Regions from separate parts of the Homo sapiens genome. Here region 1 is linked to region 2. Evidence: chromatin loops called from intact Hi-C (ENCODE). Cell type or tissue: GM12878. All regions are shown on one strand. Links, peaks and the distances in the headings refer to the core of each region. The heading gives the core; the rest is flanking DNA.

Region 1 (16,636 bases), core at 5,429-13,428, 59 kb before region 2:
CCCTGCCTCCTACACGCCCTCTGGCTTTCCTCATTCAAATATAAATTTGCTTAAATGATTAAAGAGAAGTTAACTAAGTAAAAACAGTACCGCTTCCTGTGCAGAAATTACATGCTTGTTTTGATGAGGGCCATTTATTTATTAGATGGTTTGCTGCATGTTATGTTGTCTTTGCAGTCTGCTGAGCTACCTTGATTGGATGCCAGGAGGAAATTATTCCTTAATGTAATTTTATGCTTAATTTATAGATGTAATGCCTATGTTTTTTTATCATTTCTGCTAGCTTTTAAAGCTCTATTAATACTTTAATTATGAGTTTGCTTTGTTTTCATAGCCTAAGGCTATTTGATGGGTAGGCAGATTTTAATAAATTAAATAAGTAGATATGGTTCACTTACAGAGGAAACAAAATAATCAGAGAAAGTAAACTATTTGGAGGAATGACTGTAATCAGTTTCCTAATTTAAATAAAGATCTGCCCACAGTGCAGAGCCTTGGCAATTTGACTAGACCATCACTTTCTGAAATAATGGAGCCTCCACCGCCACCTGCTACTGCTCTTACCTCAGACACAGAAAAACTTTCAACCATTATGTGAAAAAGGAATAAGATTGAATTATATTATATTGTAAGAAGAAAAAAAAAGAAAAAGGAAAAAGTACAGAAACCCTAAGGGCTGGGAATGCTAGCCTTGACTCTTATTAATTGGCTATGTGAACTTGGGCAAGTTATTTACTTTCTATGAGCCTCAGTTTCCACATCTCTAAAAGTTTTAATAATAACCTCTATTTTTTCTGTCTTTGTAGGGCTTTTTTTTTTTTTTTCCAGAGGCAGGGCCTCACTATATTGCCCAGGCTAGTCTCAAACTCCTAGGCTCTAGCGATCCTCATGCCTCAGCCTCCCAAGTAGCTGGGACTGCAGGTGCACACAACTGTGCCTAGCTTTGACAGGGCTTTTATAAGGGAGAAAGGACATAATAGATGTAAAACTGCTTGTCAAACTGTAAATTGTTGTGCAAATATAAGGCAGAGGCCACATGCTGGCAGTCGTGGGCCAAATATTGCACATGTATTTCACTTGGTTTGCACTGTATTTTTAAAAACAGAACTAACATTTAAAAATAGAACAGTTTACATAAATTCTGGATTTCTTACTTCTCTTGAAAAACCAAGCAATGTGGCAACCTGGGCCCCGTCTCTGTGTGGCAGCAGTTGGCCCGAGTTGAATTGTGGCAGCCCCTCAAGAAGGGGCATGCCTTTCCAGTTCTGGTGATCTGTACCCTTCCCTGACAGCTCTCTGACAATGACAGTGGTCTCTTTCACAGTTGATACAACTTGCCTGGCTCATGTGTGCATTTAAATGTGTGATACTTGAGTAAGATATTAGACAGACCGCTTTAATTCTGTGGCAAAACCTTTTGGATTTGTGAAGACAAAGCTAAAGCCCTAGCTTGGACATTTTTCAGCTGGGGCAACTTGGTCAAGTCACTTCACCTTTTTGAACCTTTTTCTTTCTATGTACAATGGAAATATGATAACTACCTCATAAGATTTTGGAAAGGTTTTATATAAGATAAGCACCTCAGCTTATAAATAAGAATGAGTAACACATATCTATTATGTGTTAGTAGATATACAGTTATTTATTACCACAATAATGCTCTGTGTAACAACCATAAAATCTCAGTGGCCTATAGCAATAAGCACTTATTTTTCCCTACGAATTTGTAGGTTGAATGGATGGCTCTGCTGATCTGGGTTGGGCTCTCTTACATGTCTGAGGGCGGTGGCTGGGCATTCTGTTCCATGTGTCTCATCCTCCAGCAGGTTGGCCTGGGCTTGTTCTCATGGCAATGTCAGAGGAACAAGAGGGAAAAAGCAAGAGTGTGCAAGTGCTTTTTCAAGTCATCGCTTGTGTTATATTTGCTATTATTCCAGTGATCACAGTAAATCACATGGCAAAACCTAAAGTTGAGAGTTGGGACAGAAAGGCCCTTCTGCAATGGGAAGGCACTGCAAAGTTACATAGGAAAAAGACCCAAGGAGGGGTGAGGATTTGAGGCCATGCCTGCCATCAATCAGCCACAGTAGGGCAGGCTAACCTGCTGAAATAAATTCCAAAGTAGTTAATAACTGAAATACTCTAGAAGTTAATTTCTTGTTCATTTTAACAGTACAGGTCCTGGTTACTGGGTGGCTCCTTTCATTTCTTAGCTCCATCATCACCTAGATCCCACTACTGCCTATATCAGGGGTTGATAAACTTCTTAAAGGGCTAGGTAGTAAATATTTTAAGCTTTGAGGGCCATATGGTTTCTCTTGCAACTACTCAATGCTACTCTTGTACATAAGCAGCCATAGACAATGTGTGAATGAATGGGCATGGCTGTGTTCCAGTAAAACTTTATTTACAAAAACAGACAACAAGCTAAACTGGCCATGAGTCATAGTTTGCTGACTCCTGCCCCAAGAGCTGCAGGCCTGGTAGATATTAAGTTAATATGCAAGTTAACAGAGAGGACAATTTTACCAAATATTTTGCCCATGGAATAAGAGGAATCTCCAGCTTCCCATCCTGCCCTATCTGAGTCTTTGCTTTCTCTGGTGCCAAAACATTAAGCCAATTCTCATATATGCACATTTTCCAAACAGTTGTTTTCTACTTCAAGATAATAATTTTTTAATTAAAGAGTTAGAATAGGCCAGGTGTGGTGGCTCATGCCTGTAATCCCAGGACTTTGGGAGGCCGAGGCAGGTGGATTGCCTGAGCTCAGGAGTTCAAGACCAGCCTGGGCAACACGGTGAAACCCCATCTCTACTAAAATACTAACAATTAGCTGGGCGTGGCAGTGCTAGTCCCAGCTACTTGGGAGGCTGAGGCAGGAGAATTGCTTGAACCCAGGAAGTGGAGGTTGCATTGAGCCAAGATCGCACCACTGCATTCCAGCCTGGGTGACACAGCAAGACTTTGTCTCCAAAAAAAAAAAAAAAAAAAAAAAAGAAGAGTTAGATTAGCTTAACTGCTTTTTCTTTTATCTCTAAAAAGGCTTCAAGATGTGTAATGGCTCTAACATAATAGAAATGTAGCTCTCCCTCTCCCTCTCCCTCTCCCTCTTTCCACGGTCTCCCTCTGATGCCGAGCCGAAGCTGGACTGTACTGCTGCCATCTCGGCTCACTGCAACCTCCCTGCCTGATTCTCCTGCCTCAGCCTGCCGAGTGCCTGCGATTGCAGGCGCGCGCCGCCACGCCTGACTGCTTTTCGTGTTTTTTGGGTGGAGACGGGGTTTCGCTGTGTTGGCCGGGCTGGTCTCCAGCTCCTAACCGCGAGTGATCCGCCAGCCTCGGCCTCCCAAGGTGCTGGGATTGCAGACGGAGTCTCCTTCACTCAGTGCTCAATGGTGCCCAGGCTGGAGTGCAGTGACGTGACCTCGGCTCGCTACAACCTCCACCTCCCAGCCGCCTGCCTTGGCCTCCCAAAGTGCCGAGATTGCAGCCTCTGCCCGGCCGCCACCCCATCTGGGAAGTGAGGAGCGTCTCTGCCTGGCCGCCCATCATCTGGGATGTGAGGAGCCCCTCTGCCTGGCTGCCCAGTCTGGAAAGTGAGGAGCGTCTCTGCCCGGCCGCCATCCCATCTAGGAAGTGAGGAGCGCCTCTTCCCGGCAGCCATCCCATCTGGGAAGTGAGGAGCGTCTCTGCCTGGCCGCCATCCCATCTAGGAAGTGAGGAGCGCCTCTTCCCGGCAGCCATCCCATCTGGGAAGTGAGGAGCGTCTCTGCCTGGCCGCCATCCCATCTGGGGAGTGAGGAGCGTCTCTGCCCGGCCGCCCATCATCTGAGATGTGGGGAGCGCCTCTGCCCTGTCGCCCCGTCCGGGATGTGAGGAGCGTCTCTCCCCGGCCGCCCCGTCTGAGAAGTGAGGAGACCCTCTGCCTGGCAACCGCCCTGTCTGAGAAGTGAGGAGCCCCTCCGCCCAGCAGCCGCCCCGTCTGAGAAGTGAGGAGCCCCTCCGCCCGGCAGCCACCCTGTCTGGGAAGTGAGGAGCGTCTCCGCCCGGCAGCCGCCCCGTCCGGGAGGGAGATGGGGGGGTCAGCCCCCCGCCTGGCCAGCCGCCCCGTCCGGGAGATGAGGGGCGCCTCTGCCTGGCCGCCCCTACTGGGAAGTGAGGAGCCCCTCTGCCCGGCCAGCCGCCCCGTCCGGGAGGGAGGTGTGGGGGTCAGTCCCCCGCCCGGCCAGCCACCCTGTCCGGGAGGTGAGGGGTGCCTCTGCCCGGCCACCCCTCCTGGGAAGTGAGGAGCCCCTCTGCCTGGCCAGCCGCCCCGTCTGGGAGGGAGGTGGGGGGGTCAGCCCCCCGCCTGGCCAGCCGCCCCGTCCGGGAGGTGAGGGGCGTCTCTGCCCGGCTGCCCCTACTGGGAAGTGAGGAGCCCCTCTGCCCGGCCACCACCCCGTCTGGGAGGTGTACCCAACAGCTCATTGAGAACGGGCCATGATGACAATGGCGGTTTTGTGGAATAGAAAGGGGGGAAAGGTGGGGAAAAGATTGAGAAATCGGATGGTTGCCGTGTCTGTGTAGAAAGAGGTAGACATGGGAGACTTTTCATTTTGTTCTGTACTAAGAAAAATTCTTCTGCCTTGGGATCCTGTTGATCTGTGACCTTACCCCCAACCCTGTGCTCTCTGAAACATGTGCTGTGTCCACTCAGGGTTAAATGGATTAAGGGCGGTGCAAGATGTGCTTTGTTAAACAGAGGCTTGAAGGCAGCATGCTCGTTAAGAGTCATCACCACTCCCTCATCTCAAGTACCCAGGGACACAAACACTGTGGAAGGCGGCAGGGTCCTCTGCCTAGGAAAACCAGAGACCTTTGTTCACTTGTTTATCTGCTGACCTTCCCTCCACTATTGTCCTGTGACCCTGCCAAATCCCCCTCTGCGAGAAACACCCAAGAATGATCAATAAAAAAAAATAATAATAAAATAAAAAATAAAAAAAATAAAAAAAGAAAATTAACTTTGGTACCAGGTACAAACCAGTCTGGGAGCAGATCAGCAAAGAAACTCTTGAAATAAACGGTTAAGATAAAAAGGAGTAACAAAGGTGTAATACCAACGCATCGGCAGTGGCGCTGACCTTAGGAGGCTTCCGACAGTCAATCACAATACTTCAGGACCTATCAGAGGTAGGATCTAAGCCTCCCAGAGTCCCCGCATGCCCTTGTCAGCTTCCCTGCTCCTCTCCTGATGCTTCCTGGGATCACTTCCCAAATAAATTACTTGCACTTAAAAAAAAAAAAAAAAAAAAAAGAAATGTATGTGTATAATAGTTAAGGCAGGTGTTCCTGATCAGTGACTGGCTTTTTTCCACAAAAGACATTCAGGGACCTACTTCCTTGCCCTCTTGGGGCTTCGCCATCCCCTCATAGCTACTTCTTGAAAGCTTTGGCATAAATGGCACACATTACTTCTCACTTTCCATGGAGGAGAATGTTGATATATAGCCACATGGAACTGCAACAGAGGCTGAGAAATCAGTCTAACCACATATGCTACAAGCATGTTCCTATGCAAAGAAAGAACAGCTTCAGATGGATAATTAGTGTTGTCTAATGCTTACAGAGTCACAAATATCCCAGTACCTAACATAGTGCCAGGTATGGAGTGAATTGTTAAGTATTTATGGAGGAAGGAAGGGAGAGAGGGAGGCACACCAGTCCGGGTGTATGGCCTAACCATTGACAGGCAGATGGGACTGTCTGTGAAGGATCATGCAACCCCATCTTGCCATCTGAGGTTTAATCTTTGCAGTACTAAGTAATTGTTTGTGTCCCTTGGATTCTGTAAATGTTGTACTACAACTGTACACATGTCCTCTTTGACTTTTATAGGCCTGGGGGAAGAAAATTAAACATTCTTCATTTTACTTAGGTAATTAATTCATTCCTTTTGTCACTTATATGTAAGTCAATGGGAAGGAGGAAACAATATAAGAGTAACTGGAACACAACCTTCCTAAGCATATAGGCTCAGAGTTGTCAGAATCATCTCACAGAACAGTGAGAGAACATGCTCATGTTTCTCTGAGCTCTCTTCTGCCTTTAAGGTGTATCTTAAACGGACTTTATAAAGGTCATCTTCATTACAGGACTTTGAAGCAATTCCGAATGGCACTCTCTAGGTGCTGCCTGTGTCTGGCTGAGGAGGAAGACTGTGCAGTTACCTCCCTGGCTGCACATATGGCGCCTCTCTGTTCAGTCACCTCTCACCACCCTCTGCTGTTTTGGTGACCGTGTGGGGAAATTCCATGTTGGAATCTGAAGAAATCCACTTTACCATTGAGGACAGTGCTAAGGGCCCAGTGGCTGAGGGGGAAATCCTTGGGACAATGTTGAACACAGTTAATGCAGGGAGGGAAGAGAAGCCTGGCACTCATGGCTACCACTCTGCCTTACTCAGAAGGTGAAGAAGAGAGGATGAGTAGAGAGGTCTACTGGTGGAACAGAAATGATGGGGAATGGACTGGTATCTGCTTTAGGGCCCTGTGGAGCTGCAAGGCTGGTTCACGCTTGCCCCAATGTACCTACCAGACTGAGGGTCTGAACTGCCATCTTAACCTGACTCTTTCTCTTGGAGGGACTTCCAGTGGTGGGTGTGTACAGTCTGCTAGACACAGTGCCTAACCAACCATGAAAGATGGCTTGGCTGGGATTCCCAGCAGTGGACTGGGGTGACTTCCTAAAACAGAACACAGGCTCCACCTCTAAGCAGGGTGTGGGAGTCTAGACAGGAAGGGAAAATAAAAATTAAAAAAAAAAGATTTCTCAATTATATCATATCTGGCCCAAATGACATAAAACCAGTCTAATTACTTGAGATACATGGTCTAGGAAAGAATTTAATATTTATCAGTCTAGTACTACAAGAGAAAATTTATTTTTGAGCATTTGATACTTTGACATTTCTGGATTGAGTCGAAACAATAGGCCACAGGCTCCTTTTTCTTCCATTCCATGTCATTCCATTTCATTCCGCTATATCTTTTTTCCTTTCATAATATTAGCGCATACTTAATGTTTCATAGTGTGCTTGTGTTTTTCTGCTTCAAGTGGAATATTGCTTAAGTTGTAATCACTACAGCAAGCACTGAAAAAAAACTATACAGGGATATAGTAAGAAAACAAATACATTAAATAGAATAATAAAAAAATGCTTAACCCAAAAGAAGGCAGGGAAAAGGAAAGTAATTCCAGTTAATACTAATTAAAAGCAGAGATGGTCAAATAGATTTTTAAAAAGGATCCAACTTAGAAACAAACAAAACAAATAAGATGGTAGAACTAAATCCAAACTGATCAATAATTATATTAAATGTAAATGGTCTAAACACACCAACTATATGCTGTCTACAAGAAATTTCACTTCAATCATAGTTATACAGGTAGAGGACAGGAAAAGATTGCACTGTGTCAATTTTTTTTTTTTTTATGCTGTGTAACCGATTACTACAAGTAGTGGTTTAAATGCTATGTAACAGGTTACTACAGATAGTGGCTTAAATGCTGCGTAACAGATTACTACAAGTAGTGGTTTAAATGCTAAGTAACAGATTACTACAGGTAGAGGCTTAAATGCTATGTAACAGATTCCTGTAAGTAGTGGTTTAAATGCTATGCTACAGATTACTACAGGTAGTGGCTTAAATGCTGTGTAACAGATTACTACAAGTAGTGGCTTAAAACAACACATATTTATTATCTCAGGGGTCAGAAGCCTGGGTATGGCTTAGTTGGTTACTTTACTTCAGGGCCTCACCAAGTTTTAACCCTCAGGGTCTTGGATGAAGCTGTGGCCTCATCAGAAGCTTGGGGGTGGATGATGGTGGGGGGAAGTGCAGAATCTGATTCCAAACTTCCTCAGGTTGTTGGCAGAATTTATTTCCTTGTGGCTGCAGGACTGAAGCATAAGTTTCTTATTCACATACATTTGTCAATGTAGATGAAACAGACTAGGTCCTCAGAAAACCAGAAGTTACCAAAACTAACCCAAGACAAAATAGATAATCTGAATGATCTTATAATTATCAAAAGTAATTGAATCCATAATAAAAAATCTTTAAAAACTAGAGTTTCAGTAAGTCTATCAAATATTTAAAAAAGAAATCAATCCTCAACAATTTCTTTCAGGAAATAGAAGAGAAAGAAATACTTCCCAACTCATTTTATGAGGCTAGCATTACACTGAAAGCAAAACTAGACGAAGGCAGTAACAAGACAAGGAAACTGCAGGTCAATATCCTCATGACCATAGACACAAAACCCCCCAACAAATTATTAGCACAACAATCCAGCAATATAAAAAAAGAATACTACGCCACAACCAAGTGGAGTTTATCCTGAGAATGCAAAAATAGTTCAGTCTGTGAAAATCAATCAATGCAAGTCACCCTATTAATAGTCAAAAGAAAAAGCACATGATTATATCAATTGATGCAGAGAAAGCATTTAAAAAATTCAACATTCACTCATGAAAAAAAAACAGCGAACTAGGAATAGAAGGGAAATTATTATTATTTAATTATTTTTGAGACAGGGTCTTGCTCTGTTGCCCAGGCTAGAGTGCAGTGGCATAAACATGGCTCACTGCAGTCTTGACCTCCTGGGCTCAACCAATCCTTTTACCTCCACCTCCCAAGTAGCTGGAACCATAGGTGTATGCCACAATGCCCAGCAACTAATTTTTTAAGAAATTTTTTATAGAGATGAGGCCTTGCCATGTTGACCAGGGAGGTCTTGCACTCCTGGGCTCAAGCAAGTTTCCTGCCTCAGCCTCCCAAAGTGCTGGGATTACAGGCATGAGCCATTGTGCCTAGCTGTGGCTCATGCCTGTAATCTGTAATTCTTAAACCTGATAAAGGATACCTACAAAAAGCCTTGAATGTGGCAAAAACAACAAAGAGTTCTCAAATGCTGGGCAACACTGCACAGTACAATTGCTTTCCTTGTCCTAGTGTAGTGCAGCAATAAAATCCCAAGGCATCACCCTTTCCAAAATTGCGCTTATTGTTCCTGATAGTCTAGTGACCAGCAGTTGGCGAGAACATGAGTGCAACAAAAGTGAGCTCTGGATCTTTATTATGTAGCACTGGGATCGGGACTGCACACTCTGTGTCTTACTGTGACTACATCGTGCAGAAATGGGGTGGTGAAAAGAACATTAAGTTGGTGGAGAGGCACTTTGCTGAACAAGGATATAGGCGCTGATAACAAGGCTGTGCATCAGGAAGCTGGCAGTTAATCCGATCTTGGGCGCCTCCTGGGAACCAGAGCCAGCAATCAGCATCACGCAGAAAAACAGCAGGGATCTGGAAATGAGATTTCTGAAAGTCAGGAAGTTGGCAGTTGAGTCAGAGCTGCAGAACCAGCTGGAATAAGAACCTTTAGCTATCAGTACCAAGTAACAAAGCAGCAAGGAAGAGCTCACTAAAGGGACCATGGAGAGTTTTTTTCATTGTTTTTTTTTTTTAAATGAAGGGACTCAGAAATAAAAAACTTTGCTTAATTATTGTTACAGCCAGCCAGAGATTCGAAACAGCAGAGTCATAAAGAGAAATGTCTCATGAAGGTTATTCTCTCATGCAGACAAGTGCACTTGAATTTGTAGTCAGACACTTCTGCTTTTGAGCTTGTTTCTGTCAACCAGACTTTCCACACTTTCTTCTTAATGACTGGAACTTCTGACTTTCCCAAGCTTTTCCATGAGAAGTTGGGTCTCTCAGTCAGTTCAAGCAGAAAAAAAAAAGAAAAGTTTAACAATGAGGCAAAGTTGGAAGTATAATTTCAGGCGTTCTAATCTTCAGCACACACTTAAATTCCTGTCCTCCTCTGGAATTGCTAACAGAATGCGTCAGTTTAATTGCTCAAAGAATGTGTCAGTTAAAGCTTAGCTTAACTATAGTTCTGAAGTTGAGCTGCTCTGGTTCTCAAGATGCCCTAAGCAAAGAAAAGTACAGAATTTTGCAGAGGCAAAGAAGTGGTACGGAAAAGTCTCAGAAACAAGCCAGCTCTTCCTGGAAAGAAAAATCACTGGGTCTCTCGGTGGCCAACAGCAGAACTCCAGCTTTTTATTTGAGACTCACAGCCTTCAAAGCAGCACGTGTGATAGAGAGCACCCATTATGGACATCCGACGACCTGGGTTCAGACCCACATTTGCCCCTCTGAGATAGTGGTGATGGTGGACTCTTGATTCAGGCAGTCTGGATTCAAGGGGCAAGTCTGATATTTTCTTATTGTTGACCATGAGCAACTTAGTTCACCTCTTTGTGCATCAGTTTCCTTATCTATAAAACGAGATGATAAGCATATCTACCTTATAGAGTTGTTGTGAAGATTAAATGAATTCCTACTGCATGTGTAAAACGTCTGGAACCATACCTAGCTCATTGTAAGTGCTATATAAACGTTTGCTGTTATTATATACTAACTAGGTACTAGGATAATTTACCTGTCTGGTTTCAGCTTCCTTAGCTGTAAAGCTAGAGTGCTGGTTCTCAAAATGTGGTCTGGAGACCTCTAGCATCAAAATAACCTAGAGTATCAGTTTAAATAAAATCTCTTAGAGCATGGCCTGGAAAGGAGCTTATAAAAATGCTTTCAAAGTCATTCTTATGCATGTTTATCTAATCATAGGAGAACCCACATAATTAAATGAGCGTTGAGTTCATTCTAACTGTTGGCATTGAGTTGCTTTGGGAAGAAGAGAGAAATTATGCCCTGAGAGGCACAAGCACTGACCCTCTGACAAGAGAATGGAAAGCCGAGCCTGAGCTGTAGACAGGCAGTGCCCATCTCAGCAGTGAGTGGGAATCATGGCCTGGAGATGGGTGAGTCGCCTTTTTCATAAATGTCCATGGACTGCTCATGGAATGACCTGATAAAATTCTCCTTCCCAGTTGTATGGACTGAGAGTGAGCCCTTGAATCTTTGTGGCAATAAACAAAAAAAGTAACTTGTTGGAAGTTGGAACTAACTTCTCTGTCTTCTGTGCTCCCATTCACATTATTTCTATCCTATTATAATTCACATCCTACTGTATCACAGTGAAGTACTATGTGTATCTCCTCCTGAAACTATGAGCTTCTTAAATATAGAGGGAATACCTATATTCCCTCATCATTGGATTCCTCTCTTCCTCCTCCTTTGCCCTAACATTTAGCACAGTGATTTGCATGTGGTCGTTCTTTAGTAAGTGTTTGTTGAATGAATCAGCAGAAGACCCTGTTTGAACTGAGTCACTGGGATGGTGTTTACAAGTCTGTGATCCCAGGCAATGTACACTGTAATCGATGAGACCCACAGAAACAAAGGCAGTGGAAAAATCCTGCCTCCATCACAAAGGCCTTTGCAGTATTAATACAGTGGAAGATATAAATCTTAATTAGTAGCAGGAAAAAGTGATGATGTATCAAGGTTCTCAAAATGTCAGCTGGTGGCTGCTCAATCCATTCATTTATAGCTGCTAACCATAGCACTGTGATACTGAAACCAATACTGCTAATTAAAGGTGTAATGACAATCAGCCAGCTCACTGTTAATTGATTCTTAATACTTCAATTACTTGTTTTTATGCCAGTCGAATTTAATCAAAGGAGGTCAGAGAGTCATACAAGGCTTATAATTTTTAAATGATTTGCATACATTAACTTTTATGGGCATCATTTTCAAAAGTCAAGTGAAAAGATACCTATATTCATATATACTTTACTTGCTCATTAAAACTTTTGGAAAATAAAGTTAATCCATGATGACAAATAGATATAAATATTTCAACAACAAGGGGGAAATTTTGTTACACCTTAGACTTTGGTTCTATATTCTGTTTCTTTATCCTCTGCTGGAAAATAACCCCTGGATTTTTAATAACTTAAGGAAAACTTTCACTTGGGGCCCATTCTCCATCATCTTATTTTTCGCTTCTTGTTGTTGACAAGTTTTGAGGGGAAAGTGGTTTACAGATCCTCTGTAACCCTTACAATGTGGCTTCTGCCTCCTTTGCATATTTGAAAGCCACCATTAGCCTTTACCAGCTTAACTCAAATGGCCTTTTCACGGTCCTCGGTTGTCTTGTAGACTTTAATACTATCGACCACTCTTTCTTTGAAACTCTGCCTTCCTTGGCTAGGATCTCCACTAACCACTCCATCAGAAATATTTTCCAGAAGGAATTAAAATAGCCTGCAAGATAGGCAGGGAATATAAGCATGGAGGCTTACTGGGCTGCAGGAGGCAAGGAAACCCTGGGACAAGAAGTGGTGGCTCCTTCTCAGGAAAAGCTCAATGACCAGCAGGTCAGAACACCCAGACCAAGAGGGATTGGAAAATTCTACTCCAATTCTAGGCCTGTGTTCGTATTGAAGGGGGCAGGCTGGGAGCACATCTCTGGGAGGGTGGGATGCAGATTTTAGGTGCAGAACAATGCTGTGTTGAGTCAAGTCCTTTAAAGAGAGGACCACCAGGGATCCGGTCCACCCTTGGAAATAGGATTGGCAGGAGAGAGAGAAAGCAGACCCCAGGTGGCTGTCTGGGGCACAGGTCTGGGCTTTTCCTGGGTGGTGGAGGTGAGACAGCTCCTCATCTGGAGTTGACTGGAGATTCCCCATGTGGTGTAGATGATATGCACAAAGCCACTTTGCCAAACTCCTCTTTTGACATTTGGGTGTTTTAAAAAAAAAACCACTGTTTGCCAGCTTATACCCACAGTTTGCAGACGGCATCCATGACTACGAGAGGCTGGGGAGGGAAAGAAACTCCCATAATCCCTCTCGGTCTCTTTTCCCATTCAGTCTCCATCCATCTTCCCCAACCCTGATAGTCTCTGGCGATCTCTTGGTGATCTCACCTCTCATAACACCAGCTGGGGAGGCAATGAGCTGTGAGGATTGAGGCCTTCAGAGTTAGGCAGACCCAGGCTGGAAAAGCTGCCTCTTACTCATCCTTCCTAAGCCAGTTTTCTCATCTTTAAATGGCCTTGTTGGGTTGTTGTGAGAATTATATAAAATAAAGCATGCGAAGAGCCCAGCACAGTGGCAGTCACATTGCTGTTTTCCTGATTATTTCAAGCTCTGCCTTCTCTCCATCCCCAAATCCAAATTGTCTAGCCATGAACTCATGTCCAGGCTCTGGGTTCCACACCTCCAGTGGCTTAAAGACATTGAATGGAAGGCTTTCTCCTGTCAGACACTGTGCCAGACTCTTGATTTACATCACCTCAGCTATTGGAATTGTTCCCATTAGAGATGGAGAAGAGGCACAGAGAGATTGTGAAACTTTCCCAAAGCCACACAGCCAGATTCAAACTGAGATTTGTCTGACTTCAAGGAGCTCATACTTTTTGGGTCAAAATTTGGACTCATTATCCCTGAGTAGACCTGCTCCTCACCAGGGGAAGCATAAAAATTAAAAATTCCAAGTCCCTTTGAATTTTCCTTTCTTATCACCCCTAGCCCCACTCCCTATCCCCTCTCCCTTGCTGTCCTCCCCCACTCATATCTAACCAGTCATTATATTATCTATTCCTATTCCTTATTCCTCCAGTGTCCTTCTCCCCTCCTTCCACCATCACCCTGACTCAGTTCTCAAGCCCTGGGTGGGGACTCCTGACCTGCTTCCAGGAGGCACATTCTGCCCTGGTCTTCTTTGTAGGGTATAACATGGTGCTGAGCAGGACAGACCTGGGAGCCTGACTGCTGGCTGCAAATACTGGTTCCATCCCTTATTAATGGTGTGGCCATAGGCAAGTTACTGTAACCACTCTGTGCATTAGCTTCCTAATACCTACCTCAAAGGGGTGTCATGAAGATGAATTGAGTTAATCTTTAAAAAGCACTTGGAACTGCATCTGGAACACAGTAAGCAGTATATACAAATAAACCAATTGCAACCAGACCCCTGGTCCCAAAATGACAATTTTATTTGAGATTCTCTTAAGAAACTTCTAAACCCCAAAGAACTGAAGTCCAGGGTTGTGCCAAAACATCCACCCAGGCTGATCCCACTGCCTCCTGGAGAGCCCCTATGCTGGTTCTCTTGTTTGCTTTCTAGATTCTTGATTTAAGCCTCACATTCCTGCTTCTCAGCTGTGCAGCCCTCTCCTGTGACTCTCAGTCAGCTTGCAGGACCCCTTCAGGACTTCCTCCTCCAGGCAGTCTCCCCAGCCCACAGTGATGACCCCTGCTTGAGACTGGGAGTTTCTTGCACTTATTATTTTGTACTTAATTGCAACCTGCCACGTGATATTTGTTATATCGCTTTTTTTTTTTTTTTTGACATGGAGTTTTGCTCTTGTTGCCCAGGCTGGAGTGCAATGATGTGATCTTGGTTCACTGCAACCTCCGCCTCCTGGGTTCAAGTGATTCTCCTGCCTCAGCCTCCCAAGTAGCTGGGACTACAGGCATGCGTCAGCCTGCTCAGCTAATTTTGTATTTTTAGTAGAGATGGGGTTTCACCATGTTGGTCAGGCTGGTCTCCAACTCCTGACCTCAGGTGATCCACCCACCTCGGCCTCCCAAAGTGCTGGGATTACAGGTGTGAGCCACAGTGCCTGGCCCATAATGCATTCTTATACATTTTTATTTAACTTGTAACAATACTTATGCTTTGTCTACACAACTTAATTATAAGCTTCATGCCAGTAGAGACTTTTCCTTTTGCCTCTTTGTTTTCTCCACCGTGTCTAGGATAATATTTTGCACATGAGATACGTTCCCTAAACATTTGCCAATTGAATCATAAACCACTTTAAAACAAAAATAGCTGACATGAGGCTAAATATAACAAAATTAAGTGTTACTTGGTTTCTTAGTTTCATTTTGCAAATTTTTGTTTCATTTTGAAAGTTTGGAAGTCTTTAATTAGAAATGCATTTATCCTACATGGTACTTTGAAACCAAAGATGTTAGAGTGACACCACTTTATTGTTTTCTTGAAGTGTTAAGTGATGTGTAAATAGAATATTGTTTGACTAATTTTTTTTTACATTTGTATATTTTAAGGTATGGGGAGGGTGGTTTTTGAAATACGGCTAAAAGTCAAGTGAGAAGAATATACATTATCACCTAATTTAATTTTAAGATTAGACTGAAGCACAAGAAACCTCAGCATCATTTAGTTCTCCTTCATGTTGTATGGAACCAGTAATCTAATACCTATCCTGAGAATCTGTCGGCTTCTCTCTTTCTTTTCTCGCCCTACTCTAGTAATTATTTTAACTTTCAATATCCCTTCACGAGTAGGTTTTTGTCATTTTGAGATACCCCCACATCTTTTCAATCAAAAGGCAGAGTGGGAGGAGAGGAGGAAAAAGAGGAGGAAAGAAGTACAGCTATTTTTTATGTCTAGCACAACTCTCTAATATTGCAGACAGGAACCAAGTACTTTACTGGTGCATGTCATTTATTCAGTCTTCTTAATCTTCTCTTTGTAGTGAAAAATCCTAGATTCTTGAGCTTTTCTCAGAACGTATTTATGACTTTAATCATCCGGGTTGCTCTCTTTGGAACCTTTTCCAGTTTCACAATAAAAACAATTTAACAGAGTTTCTGAGCCCTAGTGTTTTTTCTTTAGAAAAAGAGCACTTGCTTCACTGGAATTTATCCTCCTTCCCTTTCTTCCCCACTTCTTCACTTTCTTTTTAGTGTAAAGCTGAATTATACGAGAATTAAAGAAGTCATTTGCTTCTGTTCATTCTTGATCTGTGTGTGTGTGTGTGTGTGTGCGTGTGTACAGTCTTAGCTCAAAAGAACAAACTTTAGCCAATAAGTTAAGCCAATAGTGAGAAATATCTCAACTCCCCTCCTGGACTGGGGCTTGAGGCTCTTGGAGCCTTGCCTGATGGAGAAATTTGAATGAGCTTATGGTGAAAACATGGCTTACAGTATGTGGATCCTAAAGCCCTTTCACCCCATCTCCTCTAGTGAACCAATGTTGTTTTTGCCCACTCAACATCCTTTCTCCTTTCCTCTGGGAGAGGAAGGCGCAGGAGTCCCATTTCCCATGGGGAGTCCTTGTGGCTTGACTGGGGCAGACACTGCTCACATCTCACAGGAGTAGGCAGTGACTCCAGCCTGGCCAATCAGAGAGCTCCATTTCCCAATTCGCAGTGATTGGTTCAGGGCTAGACACATGACCAAAGCCAGATCAGTTGGAGTTTTCCTTGGGACACTTCTTTTTGTGCTGTTCTGCCAGTGGAGGGGACTAACTTTATGGATTAGCAATCTTGGGTTGCTGTGGCCACCTTGTTTCTCAGGTGGAGAGAGCCTGTTAGAAAGATGGGGAGAGAGAGAGAGAGAGAGAGCGCTCTGATGAAATCCTGTGAGTGATGCCTGAAGTCAGTCAGTATAGCCCTGGACATGTCTGAAATATGAGTCAAGAAACCACCTTTGGAAAAAAAAAAAAAAAAAAAAGCTGGTTTGAGACATGTTTTTGTCACTTATACACAGTTTCTGACTAATACACTTGTCATTTTATAATGAGGACATTGAGCCACAGAGTGGTGAAGCGTCTGCCATAGCCTCCTAATTAGAATTTTTGCTGCCATGTTGGCATTATCCCATTTCCTTCACTTTCAGCCCACCACTCCCCTTTTCCCT
Region 2 (16,636 bases), core at 5,831-13,830:
TTTCTATAACCCATAGGCTGCCCTTGAAAACCTTGCTGGTGGGCTTATCAACTTCACAGGACAGCTTCCTTTAAAAGTGTCCTGAGCAGTTTAATTATATGTTTCTGTGAGTTCTGGGAAGTCAGACAGCTCTTATACTCTGACATTTAGTGAACAAAAAGCACTGGCTGGGTAAGATTCCTTTGTTGTTTTTAAATCCATAGCTGAGTTTTGATCCTGCTGACAAATAGCTACTCTTAATCCCTTCATAAGTTCTAGAGTTACAAATAAAGTTTATAAGTTGGCTACCTATATAAAATATTGCTGAAGAGGCCTTTGTTGCAAAAATGGCCACACTTAAAGTAGGGCAGGGAGAGAGACCAAAATGAGGTGTCAGGGGAAAATTCCAGGGTTGCATTTTCTGGGATCATCACCCAGCATTTAATTTAAAATTTCTCTCAGTAGAATTTTAATAGCATGCTTGCAATGCAAGAAAGCCTGTGCCTCCCTGAGATGTGAGCCAGGGTGGGGAGTGGTCCTGATGAAGGTTCTGTTGTGCTTTGCATCCCTATTACTGCCTTTCCTTTAGAGGAGCAAAGACTATTGATATTTTCCTAATTCTCACAGTTTCCCTAGACTCTGTCTCTTCTTCACCTTTCACATGTGGCTGGTCAGAAATTCCTGTCATTTCTATCTCAAAAAAAGTCTCCCAAATCTCTCCCTCCCTTTTATCCTCATGACTTCTTGACCCTGCCTCTCTTGATTACGTCAATATCTTCCAATGGATACTCCAGCTCCTAGTGTTGTCTTCTGTCCATCCTCCATCTGCTGACCAAATCATTTTTCTAGAATGCCAGTCTGAACATTGAGACCTCCTGCCTAAAATCTGTTAATAGTTTCCCTTTTTTATCTAGTGATATATCATGGTATTATAATATACATAGAATATTATATGGGTAGTATACAGGTATATATTATATGCGTAGTATATGGATATATATTATATGGGTAGTATACATAGTATATTATAATAAAGCCCATACTCCTTAGCAGGGCATACCTGTCATTCCCTGTCATTGGCCTTCCTCCTCCATCTCCCTGCCCCAGGATTCTGGCATCCTTTGTCCCAACAGTAGTAGAGTATTTAGAACTCATCACACACATGTACCCTCACATGCACATTCCCCCTCATTCTTTCATGCCCCCTACATTTGCACAAGATGTCCCCATGTTCCTTTTCACAGAATCTTCTTTCCCTTCATGTCCACCTGCCCCAAACCCATTTGTCCTTCAAACTCATTGTAAATGTTACATCCTCTGGGAAGTTTTCCTAGACTGTCCCCTCTTTGCCCTCCCTCAGCAGAGTTCACCCTTCCTTCTTTGGTGCCACCACACTTCCTTAGGCACAGCTCTGCTTCCACATTCCACACTATAATTACTCGTATGTCCATTACTGGGCAGTGACCTCTTTGAGGCTAGAGATTGTGTCATATTCATGATTGAGTAATAGGTAATAAACCAGACAGTCATAAACTATTGATAACAAAGAGGTGCCTTTCTTCTCAATAACTGAACTAAACTGGGTTCTTGAGCCCCCAGCCTGACTAAAGGAGGCAACTGATTCTAACCCATTTTGTTAAACTTAAGTCCAGTTGAGTGACTTTGTGGAGTGGCATATTCCAGTATTTATATCCAATTTTCACTGTCCAGTTCAAGGCTTAGTCATTTGGGTACGTACTCAGTTTTTTAGGGCCTCTTCTCTCCCTCTTCCCTCTCCCTTTTCCCTGGGTGGCATCTGGATCTGGGTACAAGTAGATGCTTACATAATGCCATGGTAGTGAGGGCAGAGGCTTCGGAACTGTATTGTAACCACAAAGTCCTTGTGATAATAAAACTGTATTTTCTCCCTTTGGTATCTTTGATGTTCCTGGTCTCTGACACTCCCTCCTATCATGAGGTCCTCATGTCCTTTGTCCTTATTTAAACTCTAACCTTATCCCTGTCCCCAAATAGAGCATGAAGTTCTGAGTGTCTTACAAGTTGTGAGCAGATTGTAGAAAACTGTTATTGTAATCTCAAGCATGGTCTACCTCACCATGCCATACTTTCATTTCACTTGACACAGACACCCCTTGTTATCAAGAGGTCTCCTCTTAGATTTCCAAATGGGAAGAGGATCATAAGAAACTGAAATTTCTATTATCATTACCCGCTTACACAGACACCCCCCTCCCAGAGGGAGCATCCTCATTCTAATCTTGTCCTCTTAATCTCCCCTAACTCCAGTTAGGGGAAAACAGTCAGATCTCCCTCAGAGGCCTATCTAAGGGTTGCTGGCCAAAGGGGCCATCATCCGAGGCTCCAGTTGCATGACCATTTGGAGTTTGATGTCATGAAGGTGAGAAAGAGACAAACTGGGTTATTAGAAAACATGTATTAAAACAAAATGGGGGCAGGGGGTGGGGATAGCTCAAAAGTCTTGAGGCCTTTTATGTTTGCACAGGAAGAGGGAGGCCAAAAGCCCAACTGGTAAAAAACTTTTACCTTTCTGCCATCGTGTCAGGCTTTTGGGTTCCCTTCCCCTGAGCGCAATCCTAAGCCAACCAGTCTAAGGTTTGGGAAATTAACTGTTCCTAGTTTGGAGGATGCATCTGAGGGGAGTGTCCCATAGTACAGAGAGACAATTACCTATCAGTGAAGAGAGGAAGAGAAAGAAAAAAAAAAAGGCTTTTTTTTTTCTCAAAGGATTAGTCTAAAGTGCATCCCAGGGGTTCAGGATGCACTCAAAAGGGGTACAGACTGAAGATGAATGGCTACTCATCTAGAAAGAGGAGAGCAAGGCATCCCTGGTTCCCTTCTCTTCCTAGCAAATACCTGGGGTACATGAGGGAGAGAAAGTGAGTCATTCCTCTTTCTTTTCCTCCATCCTTGTATCCCCAAGTTCCAGTGACTGTGACAGGGTACTGCCCATGGAGTCAAAGCGGCTTTCACCCTTGTTAAAAGGGAGTCTGGGGGTGGGAGTATCCACTCTTACCCACGTATGCCCTATCTCCTCTGCTGTCAGTAGCCTTTGAATTCTCTAGACCTCATTTATGCCACGGGTAGTATCATGACCTTTATCCATGAAATGGGAAGCCTGGCTTAACTGGCAGGAAACCAGTCATGCTCACCTGTGCTATGCCTTTTAACTTCCATTATCATCTACCTCTGGATCCCTCAAATCCAGTTTTCTTTCCTAGGGCTTTGACCTGAAGCTTGGAATTGAGTTTGGGACAAAAATGTGCCTCGGAGAAGGGGTGTTGCATGGACTCCTTATCATAAGCCAAATGCTAAGGTGAAGCTGTGGAATTGAGTCCTCCTCCAACAAGGGAGAGAAAAGGATGTCTTGTGACATGCCCAGATAACTGGTGGCTATAGTTATGCTTGCTAAGATGTAGGTGCATGGGGCTTGGCTTTGGTTAGCTCCCTTGGTCTTACTTTCCCCAGAAGAAAACTCTGGGTGATGGGCACCCTATTTATATCCTATTTATTCCCATCACCTGGCAGTATTTGCAGGATAATTGCTCAGAACTAGAATTTTGATCCAGGTTTTTACATCACCTATCCCTTTTATTCTTTCTAAGCTGCAGCTGGAGATTCCTGGTTGGTTCACAGGAACAAGCAGGGTTAGTCTAAAGGGTAGGCAAAAACTTAAAAACAACTAATGAGTCTAGAATTTAATGACAAATGTATGGTAAGTTTTAAAACATAATTTCTCTATCTCCAGTCCCTCATTTTTTTGTTAAAAAAAAATCAGGACTGAGTTGCTGGCAAAATAGACTTTAGTCTTACACTTGACCTGATTATTTGCATAAAGTGCAGCAAGAATAATTGTTTCTACATAGGCCTTTTAGATTGGCTTTGATGGAACTCTGTTCCTCAAGGAATTTCGGATAAGACCTTTTAAAGCTGAGCACAGCCATGGGTTTGTATCCTCAAATACCTGTGAGTTGGGTGATCCTCTCCTTTTAAGGTCCCAAGATAAACTTAGAGCTCCTGGTCCTGTCATAAAGTAACATTTTTTACTTACTACAGGTCAGGAACCCTATACAGGTACTGCGTAGATAAGGCCAGTTTTCCCAAGGGGCTTTTAGCAGCTCTGCAAGTCGAGCTTGACTCCTTAAAGGGAAGCATACCCTTCCAGTCAAAGCCTTGGTAAAACAGTTTCTCCAATTGCATCATACTGCAAAAGAAAATGGATTCTTATGGCACTGATGCAAACAACTACATTGCTGTAAGTTAAGAATACTCACAACTAGTTTCCAAATTCTGGGGAAGCCAGGCAGAGAGGGACATATATGCTCCAAATTTTGTTCACAGGAGTATACCTTAATCATTAAAGGCCATAAATAGTTCAAAATAAGTTTCCTTGACTCTGAAAAACAAAACAAGGGTCAGCAATATTCCAAGCAAAAGTCAAAAAGATAGCTTCAGTTTTCTATGAGTTCGGTCCATTTAGTTAACTCTTGTTTGATATTCATGAACATTTCAGCTCTTTATGAGTCCTGTACATTTTTCCTTTTTTCCAATGTCACAATCTCCAAAGTTATCAGAAACCTGTATTTGAGAGCACCTGTCAGAGTCCTGTGGCACCTGTCAGAGTCTGGTTTATTATAAACTATCTTTTGAAAAGGACCAAAACAAGACAACAATTGTTGGGAATAAAAAAATTGCCCAGGGTATTTACAGTTAGAAACACAATTGACAAAGAAGTTTGGTTATCTCTCTTCTTCTCAAAGAAGTCTGGTTTACAATAACATAACAACCTTAATTATGATGATAGCATATACATTAGACATTAGAATTTTAAAAATCCCATACAATTTTGGAACACATATTAATATTATTCATCAAAATATAACCTAAATAATATTGAACACCATTTTGGCAATTCCATGTAACTAAACATGTCAAATGATCCCTTTTACCTCTCTTTTGGATACTCCAGGGCCCTCTGTAGCATCCAAAAGCTAGGTGTCAGGAAAGGCAATTTTGAAACTGAAGTTTGATTTTGGGAAGCCTATTAAATATGTTAGTGGTTTAAAACACTGAAATAGAATTCCAGATTACCAAAAGTTATTTATTTTGCCAAACGATGACTCAGAAATTTAAAAAAGCAAAAACCTTTTATAACCCTTTACAAATTTTGCTAAAGAGCAGATTAGTGCCTTAAGAGTACCTTGTTGTGCTTTTATTTCAATGCTCAATTTACAAAAAAACTATATAATACCCTTTTGAATTTAGTCAATCTGTTCACACACTGAATTTTTGCAATATTAATTTTTACAGTCCTTCCATCATTTGTTTAAACTGTCAGCTTTATTTTATCTAATTCAAAACAGTCCTTTAAACCTAGGCAAGAATTTACATTTCCATGCCTTCTTGTAATCTTTTACTAAAAACACATCTTACTGTTCCTACATACCTTGCGTGTAAATCTATTTCCAGTAGTTTCAATTACATGTTATAATGGTAACCCCTAGCAATTTTAAGTTTAATGTAAAACCTGGTAAGTTGTTTTAATTATGTGCTAGGTTCAGGCAAGGTTTGACTCCTTCCAACATAATTAAGGGTGTGGTTAATTCCTTATGTCCCCAGGCCTTACTAATTGTCAAGCTGGCAAGTTGAAAAGTTCTTAAAAACCAAAAAGGCAGTTTATAACCTTAAAACATTTAGCAAACCTAGTATCTGACCTGCATAATTTAGTTCACCTGTGTATATTTGACAACATCTGCATTTTACCAATAATCTTTAAGGCTGTTTTTATTTCTCAAAGATTAAAGTCACATGAACTAAAACGTACCACAGCTTTAATCTTCCCTTTAAAAAAAATTTGATCCAAGCACTTGTCTTCCATTAGACCAATTAATTAGAGCTTTTTTATAGACATCACACACACAACACATATGTAACTACACAGACAGGCAGAAGAAAACCAGCAGCCATAAGATTTTCATTTGCCCATCTCCTATTTGGATTATTGGCCTCTGGGTGGGGCCCTTTAAGAGACAGGGCTAGGAAAACATGCAGCTTTTAAGGCCTAATAAACAGGCATGACTGGGAGGCAAAATCAGAGTTTGAGAGGGATCTATCCACTTTTAATTCCTGGGGTTCCATGAGAAAAACAGGTTTCTTCCCAAAACGGAGTGGTGCCTTGTCTGTTTTTCCCAAGGAGTCCCATGGCCCCAGGAGTTATCTTAGGGCCTGCCATGCATGCACTGAGAGTGGCAAGCCAAATGGAGAAAAATAATTTAGTCAACTGAGGAAAAGCCTTTTTCCAGCAAAGCAAGATACCCAAAGAGGAAAAAGCATAAAGGCCTTTTAAATAAACCATAACTTGGACATCCACTTTTAATTAAACTGAGCACTCTCTAAGAAAATCCTTTTAACTCCCTTATTACCCGATTTTAGCCATGCCAAGCAGCTAGTATTTCTGGCTTTCAAACTTTACTAACGTTAACCTCGCAGGTGAAACCAACAAGCCTCACTTAAGGTTATTATTTCACTGTGAGCGTATGCGGTATTTTCGAAGGGGATAAGGGTAAGCAATTCTTACAAAATTTAGAACCTTTAGAGGTAACCCAGTGAAAGGAAGATGTAAGAAAAAGGCTAAGCGTTGTTCATGGTGGGGAAGAGAATCAGCAAATGGCAGAAGTCACACAGATATTAACTGGAAAGTACTCATTTCCTAAGCCAGGATTGAACCTAGGCATCATTGTGAAATGAAAAACAAAAAGCATTGCCACATGGTTACAGGTCACAATCCCAAGCACACAAAACAAGATGGAGGCCTGCAGCAAAGTTTGCTGTTGGCCATACAGGAAGTCATGCAAAGCACACCAGATTGGCTACAGCTTAAGACCAACCTCACAAATCCTTTTTCATAATTAAAACTTTACAGAAAATATAAACCCTGATAGTTGGGGTCCTGGCCTGGTAAAATGTTTTCTTAAAAAAAAAAAAAAAAGCCAGCTGGGTTCTGTGGCTCAGGCCTGTAATCCCAGCACCTTGGGAGGCCGAGGCTGGCAGATCACCTGAGGTCGGGAGTTCAAGACCAGCCTGACCAACATGGAGAAACCCTGTCTCTACTAAAAATACAAAATTAGCTGGGTGTGGTGGCGCATACCTGTAATCCCAGCTACTCTGGAGGCTGAGGCAGGAGAATCGCTTGGACCCAGGGGGCGGAGTTTGTGGTGAGCCAAGATGGCGCCACTGCACTCCAGCCTGGGCAAAAACAGTGAAACTCCCTCTCAAAAAAAAAAAAAAAAAAGTCTGGGGGAAGAATCTCTTATTTTTATGCCAGTGAGTTTCTCCAACAGGGAGAGAAACTTGGGAGCTGGGGAGCCACCAGTTTGCCCGTCCAGCCGACATTCCTGACCTCCAGGAATGACATTTTAATATGGGGGGGCATAATTTCTCTACCCTCAGAAGAAGTCGGAGGACAAAAAGGCTTAGAAGCCAAAGGAAAAAGACTTTTTGGTTTGCATGTCACTCACCTTTCCTTAAGCCCTACGCCTGGATGCCAAAAATGTTGCAGAACTTTCTCCTTAGTTCCACCAAAACGGGGTTTTTGTCACTTGACCAGGAAAGATTAGATTGGTAGACACATAAAAGGGTGAGGAGCGGAATTTATTGGGAGAAAAGGAAAAAAAAGAAAGAACTCAGCAAAGTGAGATGGAGTCCTGCTAACAGGCCCTCTACCTCACCGATTGATTCCCAGGTCACCACACGAGCTAAAGAGAGCAGGCTACTTCCCTGCATAAGGCGTGAATTCCCCGTGGCTCCACCCATTTCCCCCAGTGCTCGTGTCTGGCTCCAGTCTGCTGTGGGGATGCCCATACAAGCCTAGGGCACAATTGTTGCCTAATCTGCACAAAGCATCTGATGTAAACACTTGCGGGGCAGGTCAGAGATTCTCTGGGGACCCCCTTTTTATCTGCCTAGGCGTTTGGCTATCTCAGTAGCTTTTAGAATCTGGTGAAAGCTCTGCATTTTCTCCCCAGTAAACTGCAAGATGCATATACAGCATGCTGCCTACAATTTCAGGGTATTTCCATGCTCTGCTCAAAACAGTTAAGAACCTTTGACTTAGGATGGCTTGTAGCAAACCCAAACCTGCACGTTGACTTCTGCAATTAGTAAGAGTCATCTTTGGAAATCCTTAAGTTGATGAAAAAGTATTGTAGCAGGACAAGCCGCAGACAAAACTCCTCAGACACCGAGTTAAAGAAGGAAGTGGTTTATTCCGCCGGGAGCATCGGGCAAGACTCCTGTCTCAAGAGCCGAGCTCTCTGAGTGAGCAATTCCTGTCCCTTTTAAGGGCTCACAACTCTAAGGGGGTCCGCGTGAGAGAGTCGTGATCGATTGACCAAGCAGGGGGTACGTGACAGGGGCTGCATGCACCGGTGGTCAGAGTGAAACAGAACAGACCGGGAAGTTTCACAGTGTCTTTTCTATACAATATCTGGAATCTATAGATAACATATCCGGTTAGGTCAGGGGTCAATCTTTAACTACCAGGCTTAGGTCAGGCAGGCCCAGGCCTGGTTTCGGGTCTGGTTCCTAGGCACCGGGCTACCTGCCTTTTGTTTTGCTTTTCTTTTCTGAGTATAAAACAATATAAAACAATATGAGAGGGTCTGTCTCTCTTCTCTCAGTATAACTGCTTTATGTGCTCAAACTTCAGTTAAGATACAATATATGACAAAGAACAAATATGCAAAATAAAATTAGTGTTTTTAATTACAGACAAAAAAGAGAGAAGAGCATAAAGTTGCTGAGAGCCTAAAATTGAACATTAAAAAGTTAATAAATGCACTTATGATGCAACTTCACTCCATAAACTTTATCTGCAATGGCAGTTCTAGGAAGAACTGCTGGTTGGGCTTCTGATACGTGCTAGCACTGGAGAAATCACTGAAATTTATTCTCTCTCAGGTATCAAGGGCATCCATCTTGCCTCTCCCGGTTTTTCCTTATCCTCAAAATGCACATTAAAAACATAGACAATATTCATATAAAGTGAAAAATATCCAATAAGTTGCCATTATTATTTATATGCTTTTTCTTTCCAAAAATATTCTTTGTAAAAAATTTCTAATTGTGCTTTATATTTTATTTTTATTTTATATTTGGCAATTAAAAAGTTAGCATTTTGAACATGCACTTTCACTCATAAATCATCACCTCAAATAAAAAATACATACGCAAAGAATTAGATTAGACTGGGTAATGGAAATGTGAAGTCTGAGTATTCCAAGCTGGAGTTTTGTAATCTGCAAATTTACTACATTGAATCAGTATCAGTCGGCTTTTCTTAATTTCTTTTTCTTTTCTTTTTCACATGTGGTCTCCTGCTCTCCCTGTGTCTGGCACCTCTTCTTGCAGCTGTGTAATGGGGGCTCAGTCACTGAGCTTGTCAAAGGTCTACTCAGATGTGGCCAGCGGTTGGATGAAGCAATGATCTCATACATCTTGTACGGGGCCCTCTTGGTAAGAACATCTATCAAATGGGGTATGACAGCAGATGGGATGGTTTGTTCATTGCTTGGGTCCTTATTGCATATTAACAATGGGGAAACTGCCCTATGATATGCAAGGATTACTAACAGCAGGAAGGTGTAGCCAAATGTAGACTTTCATGAGACTTTTCAATAGTAGGGTAATTGCTTTAAAATAAGCATGTAAATTTCCCCTTTCTCTTTCCTGTTGTTTGGTGGTGGTGGGATGCCATGCAGGGCCTTCAGCATTTGCACAACAACCGAATCATCCACCGTGATGTGAAGGGGAATAACATTCTTCTGACAACAGAAGGAGGAGTTAAGCTCGTTGACTTTGGTAATGACTGCTTGTCGTTTGTTTTCTTGACGTGTGCAGTTTAGCCAAAGGGGACAATTTATTGCAATCTCAGAAGACTGGGGCTTCTCTGCTACACCATAGGCTGAGGGACTTTTCCAGTCAAACACAAGCTGGAGGGGGTGGGGGCTCCAGATGGATCACCCTAGGAGATGCTGTTTGCTAATCTAGTTTCAGCTTTAGAAGCAATTTTATAAAGATTGAAAATAAAAGTGTTTCAAAAGAAGAACTTGATGGAAAAACTTTTCGGTTTTCTGCTAAGAATTTCACATCTCAGGGCAATTGTCTATAATTTACATTTTGTCATTTCTTCTTTTGCATATGAAAAGAGAAAGCAGTTTGGTCTTTCAAATGACTTTCACTAGCCTTAGGCATACTTATTCCCAGGGAGCAGAAGGTAAAATAGTCCTCTGGGCCTGGGAGCTAACATCCTTTTAAATTGTGTTTACTGCTGCTACATGTGAGGCTGGTTGAACTGGAAACATTAACGGGAAATGGAAGTGTGAGAGGAAATGCAGGGCAATATCACCTAAGGCCAGAGAACTATTAAATATCCCCTTGTAATATCATATGTTGATATTCACAAAACAACAAACCATTTGGTTTTTTTTTTAAGTTTATTGAAGGTTTAGTCTTCTAAATGAGTTCAGCAATAGTACTTCAGAGTCATTGTTACAAATAATGAGAAAACATTTAGTGAAACACTTTAAACGTGTTTTTTTAAAAGAATATTTATTGTCTTATTGCTAAGAAAGAGTTCAGTGTAAACATGTATCAGTTTATCACTTGCTCAGAAGAAATTACTTAAAAATAAATGAGGTTGGTTTAGACGTACTAGTCTATTTTTACTGAAACACAAGCAAAGAAAAATAGCAGAGGGAGCATTTTGTTTAAGTCTTATGCTCCTCTTTATAAGGAATGATATAACTCCAATAATATGCTGTGTGTATGACATTTGAATTGTTTTTGCACGTGATTCTGGGGACTGTAAATATGTTGTGAGGGGAAACAGACTGAAAGGATGAGGATGGGGTGGGAATTGATACTGATGTATTCACTCAGCAGCTTTGCGATTTGACATAGAGTAAATGTTCCTAATCTTTCCATTAGAAGGTTCCTGAACTTTCAGTGGCTGCAAAAGGAATGTCTAGAAATTAAAACCAGAAAGGTATAGTTGTTTTTACCAAAATTGTGGTGGAGGACTTGGTAAAATGGGAAATTATCTAGGTCAAATAGACTTTAAAGAGCTTCTTGGCTCTCTAATAAAGAGAATGTCCGCAGTCATCCCCCAATAAACCCACAGATCCTTGGCAAATCTATGCTCATGTTTCAAAGGTGTGTCCTTTGCTAAGAACACATAGTGTTCAGTTTCTAAGTTTTTGTCATCAATGACATTAGTGGCAACCCTTGTCATTCTCTTAAGGTCTATGTGAGACTTCTGTGTGGTATAAAAGAATACCTTATGTGTGTAAAATGCTTTGCAATTTATAAAGCATTTTCACATTTGTTCTCCTATTTGGTCTTAAGAAGAACCCTCCGTGTTAGGTGTGACTGTTGTGATTATCCCTAGTTTAAAGATGAAAAAACTGAGGCTCAAAGGTGAAGCAATCACATAATTAGTAAAAAGCATAATTGGGATGGAAAACATTGATTTTTAATCCTGTGGACCTTTACGCTCTCGTGATATGAAGAAGACAGTTGGTTAAAGGACATTGGAGTTACATTAGAATTCAGGTCCCCAACATTGAGCCCCAGATAATGTTATTAGTCATTTTCTTTTTCCATTTGACAAACACAGCTTTCTTGCCAGGTTTCCAGGCTTCTAGGCAAGATAAGGCACTGAAATCTTTTTATGTCTACACTGATGCTCTGTTACAGATAGTGCAGCCGATCTTCTTTCTCCATAAAATGAAGCCCCTTATTAAGAAAGAAGTCATGTGAAATAATTTGGAAATATAATAGGATGATATTTTGGATTGATCCTAGTTGTTGATATTTTTCTTTTGATTTTTGCAGTGATATAGACAGGGATGTCCATTAGGGAAAAAAAAAAATCCTAATGATTTAAATAGAGTGATAAATGCTCCAGAGTTGTAGTTTGGCAACTACAGCTAGTGAGCCAAATATGACCTACCTCCTATTTTCATATGGCCTATGAGCTAGGAATGGTTTTTACATTTTTAAATGATTGGAAAAAAAAAACCCAAAATATTCTGTGACGTGAAAATTATATGAAATTCAAATTTCAGCATCTATAAATAAAGTTTTATTGGAATGCAGCCACATTCATTCATTTATGTGTTTACTATGGCTGCTTTTGTACTATTGCAGCAGAACTGAGTAGTTGTGACAGAGACCATATGGCCCACAAAGCCTAAAGTACTTATTTGGCCTTTGTGGAAAAAGTCTGCCGATTGCTGGTCTAGCATCATACTTTGCTCACTTTTGAATTCTGATACTCTTTCCTTATAGGTGTTTCAGCTCAACTCACCAGTACACGTCTGCGGAGAAACACATCTGTTGGCACCCCGTTCTGGATGGCCCCTGAGGTAAGCTGGAAATACCTAGTTCTTTCTTTGCACTTGTTGAATGCCTTGGTACTATGCCTTTTTATGGGTAAGTCATATGCTTTGCAGAATTTTTAGGGAGAAGAAAGTCCATTATCCTCATTGAACTTTAAGAGTACTAGTTTGGTCAGCGATGCTGGTGAGATGTAACCTCAGAAAAGCAAGATTAAGTTATAGCTATCCCACAGGGCACCTTCATGCAATTAGAAGAAAGTGTCCCTCCAGAAGATGCAGCCCCCTCCAAGGGCCATGTCTTGGCAAATTCATCAGCCCTTGTATAAATTAGAAAAAGTCAACTTCCCTGGATACATGCAGCCCCAGAGGTATATGGCTTTGTGAAGAGCCAGATTTCAGCACCAACTGGCCTACAGAACTATATGCGGTGGCCCTGGTTGTTTTTTTGTTACCAGATACATAGCAACTTATCTTGTGTACTTTGTCGGCTCTCTGTAGTGAAACATGGGATTTATTCCTAATTTAGGTTTGGCATCATCACAGAACTCTCTGGAAAATGACGCATGTAGAAGTTTGGGGAACCTTCCAGCTAGATGAGTCTTGCTCTGAAACACCAGTGCAGTTTAGTTTTTCAGGTCATTTAATTCCACAGTATGCTGACCTTTGCCTGAGAGCAGCTTTCTGGATTAAACAAATGGGTTCTTTTAATAAAAGGACTCAGATGGTCACCTCCTTAGATGTCTTTCCATCTCTGCATGATGGTATTTCCTCTGTGTGACTGCCAAAGTGGTCTCCTAACAAAGTAAGTGGTTCACACTAATCTCTGCTTAAATTTCTTCAGTGACCTCCCCCGCCTCCCATCATCTATGGCTCTTTCTTTCATACTGGGTAATGGATAGGCCCATTTTAAAGAAAAAGAAAAATGCTGCAATTTCCAGTGTTTACCTAAATCTTAAATATTTCTTAAATAGGTTTTACAAAACATAAAACTAGATATAAACTCTTTGTCATTTTTATTTGCAGAAGTATAAAACCAAAAGGAAAAAAATGTATTATGAAAAAAAGCTATTATACAATGCCAGTAACATTCAAGTAAGCAGCTCTACTTTTATGAGACAAATGATACTGTTTTGTGACTCTCCATTGTCCTTTGCAGTGTGCTTATGTTTCAGGACACAATAGTATGGGTTATTTTCAGTCTGGCACACCTACAACCACGTACCATGCGGCTACTCAGTTCTCCTACTACTTTATTCCATTTCAGCTAGCATAATCTGTTTGTTCAAACAGCACCTCTTTTGATCTCCAACTGTTACATCTGTGTTGGCTTGGTGCCAACTTAATAGTAAACATAATATGAACACTGTGTGACAAATAGTCATCCAGATGATCTAGACTATGTTTTTACTCCTCCTTCTCCCATTATTATTATTATTAATACAATTATCACTGAAACAAAACCAAAAACATAAAAAGTTATCTAGGGACTTTGTGAATCCCACTTTGAGAAGCACTGCAGGATAAAGTCAAAACTTCTTTGAATTTTGAATAAAGCTCTTAATATTCCAGCCCCTATCTATCCAGCCTTGTTTCAGATTACTTCCCCCAATTTACTTGTTCTTAATGCCCCAACAGTAGTGAACAGCAGGTGACTCTCCAAATCCCTACTGATGTGTCTTTCCTTTAAACCCTTGGTGTACTATTATATCATCTGGAATGGCCCCCAGGCCTCTGGAAAATTCCTCCTTAATTGACAAGTCTCAAATGCTAGCTCTGCTGGGAAACATTCCCTAATCCCTTGCCCACATTGAGGCTCCTTTCCCTAAGTTTCCACCACGTCCTTAGACCCTCCCTTAATACAGTATCACCACTGCATTGTAGTTGTTGGCAGGCAGGTCTCCCAACTGGACTCAGGTCTGCCAGGGACTTGGGATGCCTAAGCTCTTAATATAGTGCTTGATACAGAGTACATGCTCAAAAAAATTATCTGTTGGGTCAGGAGCGGTGGCTCATGCCTGTAATCCCAGCACTTTGGGAGGCCGACGCAGGCAGATCATTTGAGATCAGGAGTTTGAGACCAGCCTGTCCAACATGGCAAAACCCCATCTCTACTAAAAATACAAAAATTAGCTGGGTGTGGTAGTACACACCTGTAATTCCAGCTACTCTGGAGGTTGAGGCAGGAGAATTGTTTGAACCCGGGAGGCAGAGGTTGCAGTGAGCAGAGATGCCACCACTGCACTTCAGCCTGGGTGACAGAGTTAGACTCTGTCTCTCAAAAAAAAAAAAAATCTGTTGAATGAATGAATGCATCCATCTGTAAGAAAGCCAAAGGGATAAGATGCACTTGCAGGACAGTTTGAGGACGGCTTCACAACTATTGATATTAGCAAATTTGTCTGTAGATTTAGATCTGTTCTGAAAGGAAAGCATAACTAAGGTCACTCAACTAATATTTGGGGTGATATAACACGGAAGATGGTATTCCTGTTCTACTCTAGAGCAAATTGGTATTTTCAAAATCACAAAATATAATTAAGAGAAGCATTTTCTTGGCTTTGTACATTTATGTATAAATGGCTTTGTACATTTATTAAGAGGTGTTTGTGGCCGGGTGTGGTGGCTCATACCTGTAATCCCAGCACTTTGGGAGGCCAAGGTGGGCAGATCACGAGGTCAGGAGATCGAGACCATCCTGGCTAACACAGTGAAACCCTGTCTCTACTAAAAATACAAAAAATTAGCTGGGCATGGTGGCGGGTGCCTGTAGTCCCAGCTACTCAGGAGGCTGAGCAAGAAGAATGGCGTGAACCCGGAAGGCGGAGCTTGCAGTGAGCCGAGATTGTGCCACTGCACTCCAGCCTGGGAGACAGAGTGAGACTCCGTCTCAAAAACAAAACAAAACAAAACAAAACAATCAAAAAAGAGGTGTTTCTGACTTTCCAACTTTAACTGGATTGAATAAAATATGTGGAGTGTTGACCGGGAGCGGTGGCTCACGCCTGTAATCCCAGCACTTTGGAAGGCGGAGGCAGGCGAATCACAAGGTCAGGAGATCGAGACCATCCTGGCTAACACGGTGAAACCCCATCTCTACTAAAAATACAAAAATTAGCCTGGCAGGATGGCAGGGGCCTGTAGTCCCAGCTACTCGGGAGGCTGAGGCAGGAGAGTGGCGTGAACCCGGGAGGCAGAGCTTGCAGTGAGCCAAGATTGCACCACTGCACTCCAGCCTGGGCGACAGAGCCAGATTCCGTCTCAAAAAAAAAAAAAAAAAAAAAAAAAATGGAGTGTTTCTGTAGGGGACAGTTTATGGTGAGCTTTTTGCTCAGATTCCCTGGAAGTGGTTCCCCTGTTAGCTGGGAAAAGCCAGCACTGCATCCTGCCTGTTGCAGTGGATCAATTGAAAAGTAAGCAGTTTAAGGTATGGACACCTTGACAGCACGTTGCAGGAGTGAATGTCTGACTGTTCAAGTGCAGGATTCTCTCAGGATGTGTGATTGTGTCCAGTATGCTCTGGGACCCAGGCTGTAGCTCTTGGGAATCAGGCCTGCACTATTCTCACATTTTTATTTTCTAAATGGAGAAGCATTTTTTCCAACAAAGTCTCTTTTTGCGCCATAATCCTCCATAGGAATGTCCACAAGAACAACCTTCCATTTTTCAATTCAATTCAACAAGCATTTATATTGTCCATCTGAGCAATGCTTTGGGTCAAGAACAGTCCTTGAAAGTATAATCAGTAATGGTTCAAATTAACACTGTCTTCATATGATGGCCTGTGTGGTATATTGATCCTGATATGCTTTCACTTCTGCTTGTATGAATAAGTGGTCTTTAGATTAAATACGACAATGCACGCAATACCAATGCCAGTGGAATAAGAGCATTGCAGATGACTTGTGCTTTATTTTTAAAATGCAGCTGAGAGATCCTTGATCCTATTTTATTTTTGAGGAATTGAACCAAATTGTTTTTTCCCTTTTTTATTTCCATTTTTATTCCACAAGCTTGAGTAAGTGTAATATTTAATTCAGGTAGCTATTCTACAAACCGGGTAGCTAATGGAATGTGACCACAGTACAATCAAATGTTGATGAGCAGTCAAGACACACAGTTCACTGGGGCACCTCAAAGCTGCAGCATGAAATGACTATCATATTGTCAATACTCCCTACTCATTTTCTCTTACTACCTCATTTGGACACTACTAAAGTTGAAAGATACTGGCAGAGTAGTAT

What was found. Hi-C counts contacts between places; a loop is a spot of excess contacts. Peaks named below come from ENCODE experiments on the same cell type or tissue, not always from the same donor. Only the 100,000 strongest peaks of a DNase experiment are listed, where the experiment ranks them.
Region 1: it touches region 2 in a loop (3-fold over the local background); 5 of 110 quality-filtered maps call a loop at or near these places.

Annotation. Positions count from the first base shown.
Region 1 is chr2:170,145,949-170,162,584 of GRCh38, forward strand. No RefSeq gene overlaps it. Among named protein-coding and RNA genes, the nearest start is that of MYO3B, 24 kb to the right of the region's middle. RefSeq lists a silencer at 9,576-9,625. In GM12878, for the core only: no CTCF peak of the experiment used is centred there; no DNase peak of the experiment used is centred there.
Region 2 is chr2:170,204,974-170,221,609 of GRCh38, forward strand. MYO3B (myosin IIIB) reads left to right here. Exons shown (of 35, transcript NM_138995.5): 4 at 9,406-9,510; 5 at 9,756-9,855; 6 at 12,346-12,422. Among named protein-coding and RNA genes, the nearest start is that of MYO3B, 35 kb to the left of the region's middle. RefSeq lists enhancers at 9,140-9,831, 9,832-10,523, 16,020-16,636. In GM12878, for the core only: no CTCF peak of the experiment used is centred there; DNase peaks (open chromatin) are centred at 8,008 and 9,788; H3K4me3 peaks cover 1,395 bases; H3K27ac peaks cover 2,630 bases.